Regions from separate parts of the Homo sapiens genome. Here region 2 is linked to region 1. A link is an interaction called in ENCODE POLR2A ChIA-PET data of the cell type or tissue named here. Cell type or tissue: Panc1. All regions are shown on one strand. Region 1 overlaps BCAS3 (BCAS3 microtubule associated cell migration factor). Region 2 overlaps BCAS3 (BCAS3 microtubule associated cell migration factor).

What was found. Peaks named below come from ENCODE experiments on the same cell type or tissue, not always from the same donor. Only the 100,000 strongest peaks of a DNase experiment are listed, where the experiment ranks them.
Region 2: POLR2A ChIA-PET joins it to region 1 with 7 read pairs; 2 of 35 experiments call an interaction of 5 or more read pairs at or near these places.

Annotation. Positions count from the first base shown.
Region 1 is chr17:61,072,168-61,077,167 of GRCh38, forward strand. It overlaps BCAS3 (BCAS3 microtubule associated cell migration factor), which reads left to right. Exons shown (of 24, transcript NM_017679.5): 20 at 2,753-2,853. The region is part of intron 2 of BCAS3-AS1 (BCAS3 antisense RNA 1); the gene reads right to left. Among named protein-coding and RNA genes, the nearest start is that of BCAS3-AS1, 61 kb to the right of the region's middle. In Panc1, no CTCF peak of the experiment used is centred here; no DNase peak of the experiment used is centred here; H3K27ac peaks cover 480 bases.
Region 2 is chr17:61,231,057-61,236,056 of GRCh38, forward strand. All of the region lies in intron 22 of BCAS3 (BCAS3 microtubule associated cell migration factor), which reads left to right. Among named protein-coding and RNA genes, the nearest start is that of BCAS3-AS1, 98 kb to the left of the region's middle. In Panc1, no CTCF peak of the experiment used is centred here; no DNase peak of the experiment used is centred here; H3K27ac peaks cover 4,804 bases.

The sequences.
Region 1 (5,000 bases):
ATTACTTCCTTTGGAAAGTTAATGAGGGCAGAGAGGATCTTTCTCCCTTCTCACTGTGGAAAATTCCAAACATACACAAAACTAGAAAATAATAGTATAGTGAGCCTCCATGTACCTATCAGCCAGCTATAACAATGATCAACTAATGACCAATCCTGTTTTCATCTGTAATTCTACCTCCCACCTTCATCCCTGCACTGGGTTATTTTGAAGCTAATCCCAGACATTATAATATATTATCCCTATTTTGATGATGGATAAATAAGTGTCCAGCCATTCTAGTGCCGTTACTTACTTAGTACAGAATCCAAAACTCCAACCACCCAGTAAATACTTATTGAGTACTTGTTCTGTGACACGTACTAGTCTAGGCTCAGCATATATAAAACACAACATAAACTTTTGGAGAAATTCACATTAGGTACTAGCTAGTTACGTAAGGCATGGTTACTCACTTCTACTTAAAAATTGCTAATTGCTTTCCATCATATTACTCGAGCTTTATTACCAAAAAAAAAAAAAAAAAAGAAGAAAGGAAAAGCCCACAGTAATCTGCTGGTCCTACTTCCTTTGCCTTACTGACTTAACCTTCCACTCACAACATGGCTTATCCCACCCAACCACAGTGGCCTCCTAGCTGTTACTTATTCCCTTTATGTTTACATCTCAAAATCTTTGTACTTAACATTCCCTTGGTCACACCTCTCCTTCAGATATTTGCATAACATATTACCTCACCTCTTTAAAATCTTCTCTGCCCTCATCTGCTTTCCAGCCTCTACATATTTTCCATATTCACATTTTTCACTAGTATTTAAGGGGTGGGAATTTCAAGGATCCTCTTGTTCTCTTCTGTATTAAGAATTAATATAGAATTTAGTGGTGGGAAGATAACTTAGCCTTTTGAAAATATCATTACTTATCAGCCTTTCAATGTATATCAATTATTTCCAAAAGAATGCTGAAATAATAGTTATTGTGATATTCTTTTCTTCTTGATATAATTTGTCATCACAAGAATGTAGGTGTATGCTTTTGTGATCATTTGTGTTTTGTACAAATGCCACCATGCCGCTTGGCTGTAGAACTATGATTTTGAAGAACTAGCAGCTAAAAGTTTTGATTACTGCAGATCTTACACTTTAATACTGTGTATGCCTCTGCTGAGTAATTCACTGAATTAGCATTTCTCCTCTTGCAGCAAGTTAAGATAAGCTTTTTGTGAGTCTGTGTCTTTTAAAATCTTGCCCTAGGTTATGCTTTGTCTACTTTATTTGTATCTGTTTCACTAAGATACAGTTTTTCAAAATACTACCTTGTTCTAGCAAGAGCTCAGTGAGGTTGGCATTCTCTTTCACTGCTTGGGTAAGTGTATAACTCTTTCTGGGAACATATATTAAGAAATTTATATATTTACATCCTCTGATTTCATATGTAGGAATCTAACTCAAGGAAATTTTTGTATGTTGATGTGTATATATAAATGTCTTTTGGTGGTAGAAATTATGAGGGTTTTCAGCTTCTCATTCTTTTCTATTTCTTCCACACTTCTTTAATGATCATCTCTTACTTTCTTACTTTTCTTTCTACTTACCTCCCCTCTTTTTCTCTGTTCCTCCCAGTACTTCATTGCTTGATTTCTCTGAGTATTAAAATGGTAGGCCAGGCGTGGTGGTTCATGCCTGTAATCCCAGCACTCTGAGAGCCAAAGCCAGAGGATCACTTGAGGCCAGGAGTTTGACACCAGCCTGGTCAACATTGTGAGATCCTGTCTCTACAAGGAAGAAAATATTGGGCAGGCATTGGTAGCTCATGCCTGTAGTCTCAGCTACTTATTAGACTGAGGTGAGAAGATGGTTTGAGCCCAGAAGTTTGAGGTTACAGTGAGCTATGATCATGCCACTGTAATCCAGCATGTGTAACACAGCAAGATCCTATCTCTTAAGAAAAAAAAAAAAAAAAAAAGATTAAATACAATCATGTATGAGGTTGGGGGGTTATATGGGAAATATCCGTATCTTTAGCTCAACTTTGCTGTGAACCTAAAACTGCTGTTAAAAAAAAAAAGAAGAAAAAAAGAAAAAAATACCTTTAGAGACATGGAGACAGACAGAGTGAGTGAGTCGTAGCTTCCAAAGAAGAGACTAAGATTTTGAGGAGATAATATCTGGTTCATATTAGGAACTCAGTAAATATTTTTGAATCATTGTATTGTTTTACTAAGCAAATGTTCCTATTTGAATGAAAAAGTAGGCTGTTGTAATTTGACTATGTCATACCACTTAAGAATCATGAAAACTACTCAGGTATCTAAGAAAGATGATGTATTTCTCTGGATAAATGAATTTTTTTTAGGACTGAAAGCATTTTTTCTATTAAGTGTGCATGTTTATGCCTAGCATTTATATGAAGCTACTAAATAAACTCTTTTAAAGAATCCTAATGTCATCCCCCAATGAATAGATTTGTCGCTGCTCTTCAGTGTACTTTTGCTATTAGCATATGTAGTTAGTTGTTTATTTCTTTTATTGCAAGAAGATGGCATTACTAAATTTCTGTAGATATTTTTTAAAGTATCTTATTCCTAAGAACTTCATTCTTACTTGTTCAATAATTGTTTGAATTGCCTTTTTGCTTTAAAGTATTATATTTTATCTTATAAATTACCATAGTATCCAAAATGGTTGTGCCCACGTCTGTTTTTCCACTGCATGGAATGAAGTGGTTTAAATCTATTTTCTTTCTCCTATAGTGGTTCCCCCTGGAAGTCCTGGGCCCATTACTCGACATGGGTCTTACGACAGTTTAGCTTCTGACCATAGTGGACAGGAAGATGAAGAATGGCTTTCCCAGGTAAAACTCTGAAATATTGAGAGTATTAAAGTAAAATAAAACAGAAATTTACTGTTTTTATTCTTTTCCTTAGAGGTAAAAGGGGAGAATTGGTAACTCTTTATTGGATTATCAAGAATTAGTTGTCTTTCCATATTACAAATTACTCCACAAATATTGCTGCAGGTGTACATATACATATTATATATACATTATACGTGTGTGTATATATATATATGTTAGCTTCCATAAACATGGCATAAAATTTGTGTATTTTTCACACAATCCATTTAAAGCCTTAGGGCCTTGGAATCAATTAATTTATTAATTTTTGAGACAGAGTCTTGCTCTGTCACCCAAGCTGGAGTGCAGTGACACGACCTTGGCTCACTGCAACCTCCAATTCCTGGTTTCAAGCGATTCTCATGCCTCAGCTTCTTGAGTAGCTGGGATTACAGGCATGCACCACCATGCCTGGCTAATTTTTGTATTTTTAGTAGAGAAGGGGTTTCGCCATGTTGGCCAGGTTGGTCTTGAACTCCTGACTTCAAGCAATCCACCCTTCTTGGCCTCCCAAAGTGCTGGGATTACAGACGTGAGCCACTGTGGCCAGCCAGGAGCTTGGAATTTAAATAGGCTCTTTGGAACACATTTTCATCAGGTTTAAAATAAAAGTTGACCTTGATGAAACAGTGAAGCCACTCAGCAATCTTTGGGATTTGTTTTGTGGAGCCAACATTTTCCGAAGATTGAGTTCATACTTTCATTATTGGAAATATAACATTCCACCCTGCAGAAATTCTGATGGTGCCTTGGTTTCCTTTCCTAAGCCCATGTAATGCTGCTTTTAGTGGTCTCTAAGCCAGCCCTACAACATTGCTGGGACTGCAGGCACGCATCACCATGCTGGCTAATTTGTTTTTTTTGTTTGTTTTTTAATGTAGAGACAGGATCTCCCTATGTTGCTTAGGCTGGTCTTGAACTCCTGGGCTCAAGCAATCCTCCTGTGTTGGCCTCCCAAAGTGCTGGGATTACAGGCAAGAGCCACCATGCCCAGTCTCCAACAGCTTCACTGACCATCCCTCCCCTTGCCAGGTGAAGCTGTCTTCATCTCAAGGGCTTTGAAATAAAAGATACTTGGGCAGATGTCAAAATGATGGGATTACAAATGACTTCATTACAAATGCTGTTATGTCTGCCTCAAGTCTGACATCATTTTATGAAGCTAATGACCTATCTCAGGTTACCAATCTGACAGCTTTTCATCGGACAGGTGCCTCAAAAATGTGGAGGCCATTTGTAGTTTCATTTCTTTCTCAAGGAGGGTAGCCTGAAAACTAAAGTCTGGAAAATCAAAAGTAAAGTAAACTGGAAAATCAAGCAGTGTCTAGGTAACATGTATTTATTTCATCACACCAAAAATATTCACAGGAAGTTCCTTGAAGGAAGTTGATTCTTCAGTTCCTGGCATGTGGCGGTCCATCCTTTCTTAATGTTAGGAAGATAAAGTAAACCCCAAATGTGTGTTTTTTCCAAAATCAAAATGTTGTCCAAGGAATGCTGGCAGAGAAACCACTGTCCTTCACTTCAACTTTTCAATTAGAAAAAGGGGTAATGTGTGCTGTCAGTGTGAAAGTATATACAATGTGTTTGTCCGGCACACAACAGGAGAGTGAATAGGAACATCTGGCCATCGCCTCGGTGAAATTGAACAGGCATCTGTTTACCTCTGGGCTCTGTGACACTGATGGTTTTGAGCTTAAAGTACACAGAATGCTTTATCTGTGGCCTAATTTACATTGCTGAATACAACTACTTGAATCAGAAATCACTGTCCTCAATCTGAGCATTTTTCTCCCTGTGATTAGTAGGAATGTGAATATTGTTCCAAAGACCATGATGCTTTTGCCCTTTTGGACTCACACAGGGCTACACTCTGTGAACCTTTTCAGTTATGTTTTGTTAAGAATTAATCACCACAATCAGAGAAATGTGATTAAATATAAAAGAACTCAGGACAAAAATAAGGCATGTGGGAAGTCAATTACATAAAGTATTTGCACAGGCATGAATGTACCATTGACAAGACATTTAAACTAGTTTGTATATTTAGTCTCTCATTCGAGTTGATTATTTGTAAAAAAAAAAAAAAATCATGTAATATATAT
Region 2 (5,000 bases), 160 kb after region 1:
GCCTCCCAAAGTGCTGGGATTATAGGTGTGAGCTGCTGTACCTGACCTGACTTTTTAATAATAGCCGTTCTGACTGGTGTGAGATTATATCTGATTGTGGTTTTTGATTTGCATTTCTCAGATGAGAGTGATGATGAGCATTTTTTCATGTGTTTGTTGGTTGCTTGTAGGTCTTGTTTTGAGAAGTGTCTATTCATGTCCTTTGCCCATTTTTTAGTGTTTTTAATTTTTTGCTTGTTGATTTAAGTTTCTGAAAATAGATTCTGGATATTAGATTTTTGTCAGATGCATAGTTTGAGAATATTTTCTCTCATTCTTTAGGTTGCCTGTTTACTCTCTTGATAGTGTCTTTTTATTGCTTTATCTCCATTTTACAGATAAGAAACCGGTTTTAGAAGTTTCAGATATTTGTTCAAAGTCATACCATGAAGTACAAAGCTGTTTTTAACCCATACCTTTCTTAAGTTCCAAATCCATAATGCAGAAACCATGCTGGGCATTAAGGAATCCTACCTTCAAAGGAAATGACAAGGCTGGAGACAGTGGCTCATACCTGTAATCACATCTGTAAGCACTTTAGGAGGATGAGGCAGGAAGACAGCTTGAGCCCAGGAATTTGAGATCAGCCTGGGCAACATAGCAAGACACCGTCTCTACAAAATAATTTTACCATTAGCCAGGTGTGGTGACACACACCTGTAGTCCCAGCTACTCAGGGGGCTGAAGTGGGAGGATCATTTGAGCCTGAGAGATCGAAGCTACAGTGAGCCATGATTGCACCACTGCACTCAAGCCTGGAAGAGACCCTGTCTCAAAAAAAAAAAAAAAAAAGAAAGAGAAAGAAGGAAACAAAGAAAGAAGGAAAAGAGGCCTGACACAGTGGCTCATGCCTGTAATCCCAGCACTTTGGGAGGCCGAGGGGGGTGGATCACAAGGTCAGGAGTTCAAGACCAGCCTGGCCAATACGGTGAAACCCCGTCTGTACTAAAAATACAAAAATTAGCTAGGCGTGATGGTGGGCACCTGTAATCCCAGCTACTCGGGAGACTGAGGCAGGAGAATGGCGTGAACCCGGAAGGCAGAGCTTGCAGTGAGCCGAGATCACACCACTGCACTCCAGCCTGGGTGACAGTGAAAGACTCCGAAAAAAAAAAAAAAAAAAAAAGAAAGAGAAAAAGAAATCAGGAGAGTTTAAAAGCATTCCACAAAGTCAGTGGTTATATGTTAATCTGTGTAGTGTGCTTTGTTTCCCAGATAATTTAGAAGCAATTAATTCTGGATAGACGTGTGTTGCATGTAATGACAGATACTGATTGTAATGTTTTATTTTGGCCAAAAAAAAGGTGGGGGGTGGGGAGTAATTTTCCTCAAAATCATTATCTGGCAGGGTGGGAGGTTGTTTTTCTTTTGTATACAGAGAAACAGAGTCCCAGGTAGGAATATGTGTTGTATTCATGGCAGTTCGGCAGACCCTTGGAATATAACCTTCTTCATGGTCCATGTTCTAGTCCTGCTTTGAGAACCCTCTTTTGAGTAAAGAAAATCTTCAAAAACCCATCTCTGGGTTTCATCCTGAGGATCCAGGACCGGTGTTCTCTTTCTTAAGAGGAAAAAAAATCACAATGGTAGAAAATTCTTTGCAAATCCTATTGTAGTCTTGATTGATCTCTCTTCTCATTGCTCTTCGTCGGCCTCTTCAACCCTTCTGACTGTGTGTATTAGAAATAATTATTATCACCATTAAAACAACTTTCTTTGTCTATTTCAATTATTTTCTTTATGTTAACTATTTTCTTTTTAGAGTTGCTTATCTATTTAGCAGGCTACTGCATTAGCCTTGAGCTAGTATTGTAAGATGCAAAATTATGTTGCCGGCATCAGTTGGGAATTTCATGGAATTTGCTTCTATTTGACTATATTTCCAGATGGAACCATGTGCCGAAGTGTTTGTTTTGGGCCTCCATGAAGTCATTCCTTTGCAGTGATCTGTAGCTAGACTGCGCTCTCTTGGGACTAACCTGTGTGACTAATTTGAGTAGGAGGGTGATAAACTTTGTTACCACTTAAAAAGGGGCTAAAAATACTTCTTTTTTAAAAAACTCCTCTCCATATTATCTAGCAACACTCTTTGAGGGATAATGGAAAGGAGGTGATAAAGATTAGAGCTGATTGGGAAGGTTCTGAATGCCCAAGTTTCATTTAGGAAGCTTCACACCTTTGAGCCCCAGGGAAGAGTTTGGACCCCAGGCTTTTACAGGTTTGTAGTAAAATCTGAGCTGCCCAGAACACTCTGTGGCTAATGGCTTTTGCAGAAGTGATTCTACAACTAAAGATGCCAATCAACTAAGCTTGTATTGGTTCATCGTCCAGATCTAAAAATGATTGTTAATTTGAGTTATTGTGCTAAATATTTCTAAGAAATGCTTCTTTTTAAGTTGCTGTCTTGTGATCAAAACACAGTAAATGAAGGGCTTCCCTGAAAGGTGGAGCCAGTAGACTTGATTTGGAGATGAAGCATATACCGAACTTGAAGACTGGAGAGGTATTTTTGCCTTAACCCTGTCTCTGATTCACTGAGGGACCTTGGATAAGTCACAATCTTCCTGTCTCATGTTTCTTTTACTTAAAAATGAAAGCATGGATTAGGCTAGCTCTTCGTCAAACCTCCCTTCTCAATTCACCTTCCTAAGCACAGAACTCTTTTTCTAATAAAATTTTATGCAGGACCCCAATCTATAAAACAGATACAAGAGGAGATGCTTTGGTTAATGGAGGGCACAGGGAGAATCTCTCTCTGGCTTCAGTTCTGGCCCCTGAGGCTCTTTCCTGTCTAGTTGAGCTTTCTTTAAGAGGTCTTCCAGCTGTGGCATTCCATCCATTATTCTAATTAATGTGAATTGAGTATTACTAATATCAGGTTTGGTTTTTTTTTTTTTCACTTAGTACCCACATCATGGAGCAAAAAAAGTGGTTCTAAATTGCAGAATGATTTAAGCTAGTAGAGGGTGCCATTCATTGATATTAAAGATTAGTACTGGTCTAAACATAGCACTATTAGAAGTTACAGAAATTCACAATAGAAACCCCCTTCCTCTGTCCCAGAATGCATGGAGCAAGAATGCAGAATGGGGAAGTAAATGATAAATCTGCAACCATTAGTGCTCACTTTCTAAGCTTCCCACTGAGTACTAGGATACAGCTCTCTCTTCTTCCTTCCTCTCCTTCCTCAAATCCTACATTCCTACACCATTGCTGAGCAGGTTGCAATTTTGGCCTAGAGTGATTACTCCTGATTACTCCTGTCCCTCTCTCTGACTGGAGCCAGGTCTGAAGTACTCTGTTTTCCACCTGTCATCTCAGCCAAGACCTTGCAGATTCAATACTAAACTGTTGTATAGGATTAAATTCTGAGCCTTCTAGGAAAAGTTTCAGAATGTGTTTCTTTGCTGTTGTTAATTGCAAAATCAATAGACCTCCCTCCCAGGGAGAGGAGTTTCCTTCTCCTTTGGTGGGCTTCCCTCTAGCAATTCAGGAGCTGCTAGAAGCAGATTAACACCTACAGTTCCAGACCAGCTTAGAGCTCACTTCATTTCCCACTGTGCAGCATTTCACCAACCCATGGACCTATAGCTAGTCATTCCTGCCTGTCCTGCGCCAGGGCCTTTTCCAGCCAGCAGTCTTCCCACTGACTGTTAGAACTATACCCTCTGGCTCAGGCTTTTTCCAGAAAAAAAAAAAAAAAAAAAAATCATAGTACTGCTTCGCATTTTCTCTCAACTTCACATTTCCTCACAAAGCACTAGGCTTTGTCCTAAGCACTTTATTTATTTACTTATTTATTTATTTATTGAGACGGAGTCTCGCTCTGTCACCCAGGGAGGAGTGCAGTGGCATGATCTCGGCTCACTGCAACTTCCACCTCCTGGGTTCAAGCAATTCTCCTTCCTCAGCCTCCCGAGTAGCTGGGACTATAGGCGCACGCCACCACTCCTGGCTAAGTTTTGTATTTTAGTAGAGACAGGGTTTCACCACATTGGCCGGGCTGGTCTCAAACTCCTGACCTAAGATGATCCGCCCACTTCGGTCTTCCAAAGTGCTGGGATTATAGGCGTGAACCACCACGCCTGGCTGTCTGCCCCCCGCCTGTCCTAAGCACTTTAAATGTGTCAACTCATTTGGTCTCTTTGAAAAGAGTGGCCAGGTGAAGGCTGAAGGACCGGATAAGTGTAGTTTCCAGAATCCTTCTTGGCTAGTTATAGTCTAAGACTTGCAGACAGGCAGCCTGGGAAGATCTCAAACAAGTAACCTTCAATGAAAATGTACAGTTTTGAGAATTTCGATATTTGACAGATGATTGAGCCACTCGAGTTGCTTATGCATGAATGTGCTTGTTTAGCAGGTAGAGTTATTATTCTCTTATGTTCAAATTTATTAACAAGGGCTTAATTTCATTCCAAACAGATTGTGAGGTGACTACGTAGTACAGAAGTACAGTGAAATATGAGATTCCTGAGCCTTTAGTGGATGCTGAGCTGGAGACCCCCGTTAGTGCTACCTCTTTCTAAACAGCGCCAGCCATGAAGCTTTTGACCTTTTCACCTTTAAACTTTGTTTGAACTTGGAAAGAAGACTTTTGAATTGTTTAAAAAAAAAAAAAAGGAGAAGAAGGAGAAAGAAAGACAAGGGAAAAAAATGGTTAGGGAGGCTGCAAAAGAGATGTGGAGACTGGGGGAAAAGGACTGATTATATGTTAGCTTAACAGTAATACTAGGAAAATAATCCTCCTCTTGTCTAGGAGTTTCTGCTACTGGGAGCCACAGGGTAATCAGCTCACATGACATACCCAGAGGCGAATGCTAGCCTGTGCTGTTTTTGAACATACTCAAACAAAGGCTGATTATCCAAACAAGAATTTGGACTGCAGCAGTCGGACCAGTTAAATTATAGTTAGTAAAACTTGGTGCCTTGTGAGCTTGGAATGTTACAATTGCAGCTGGATC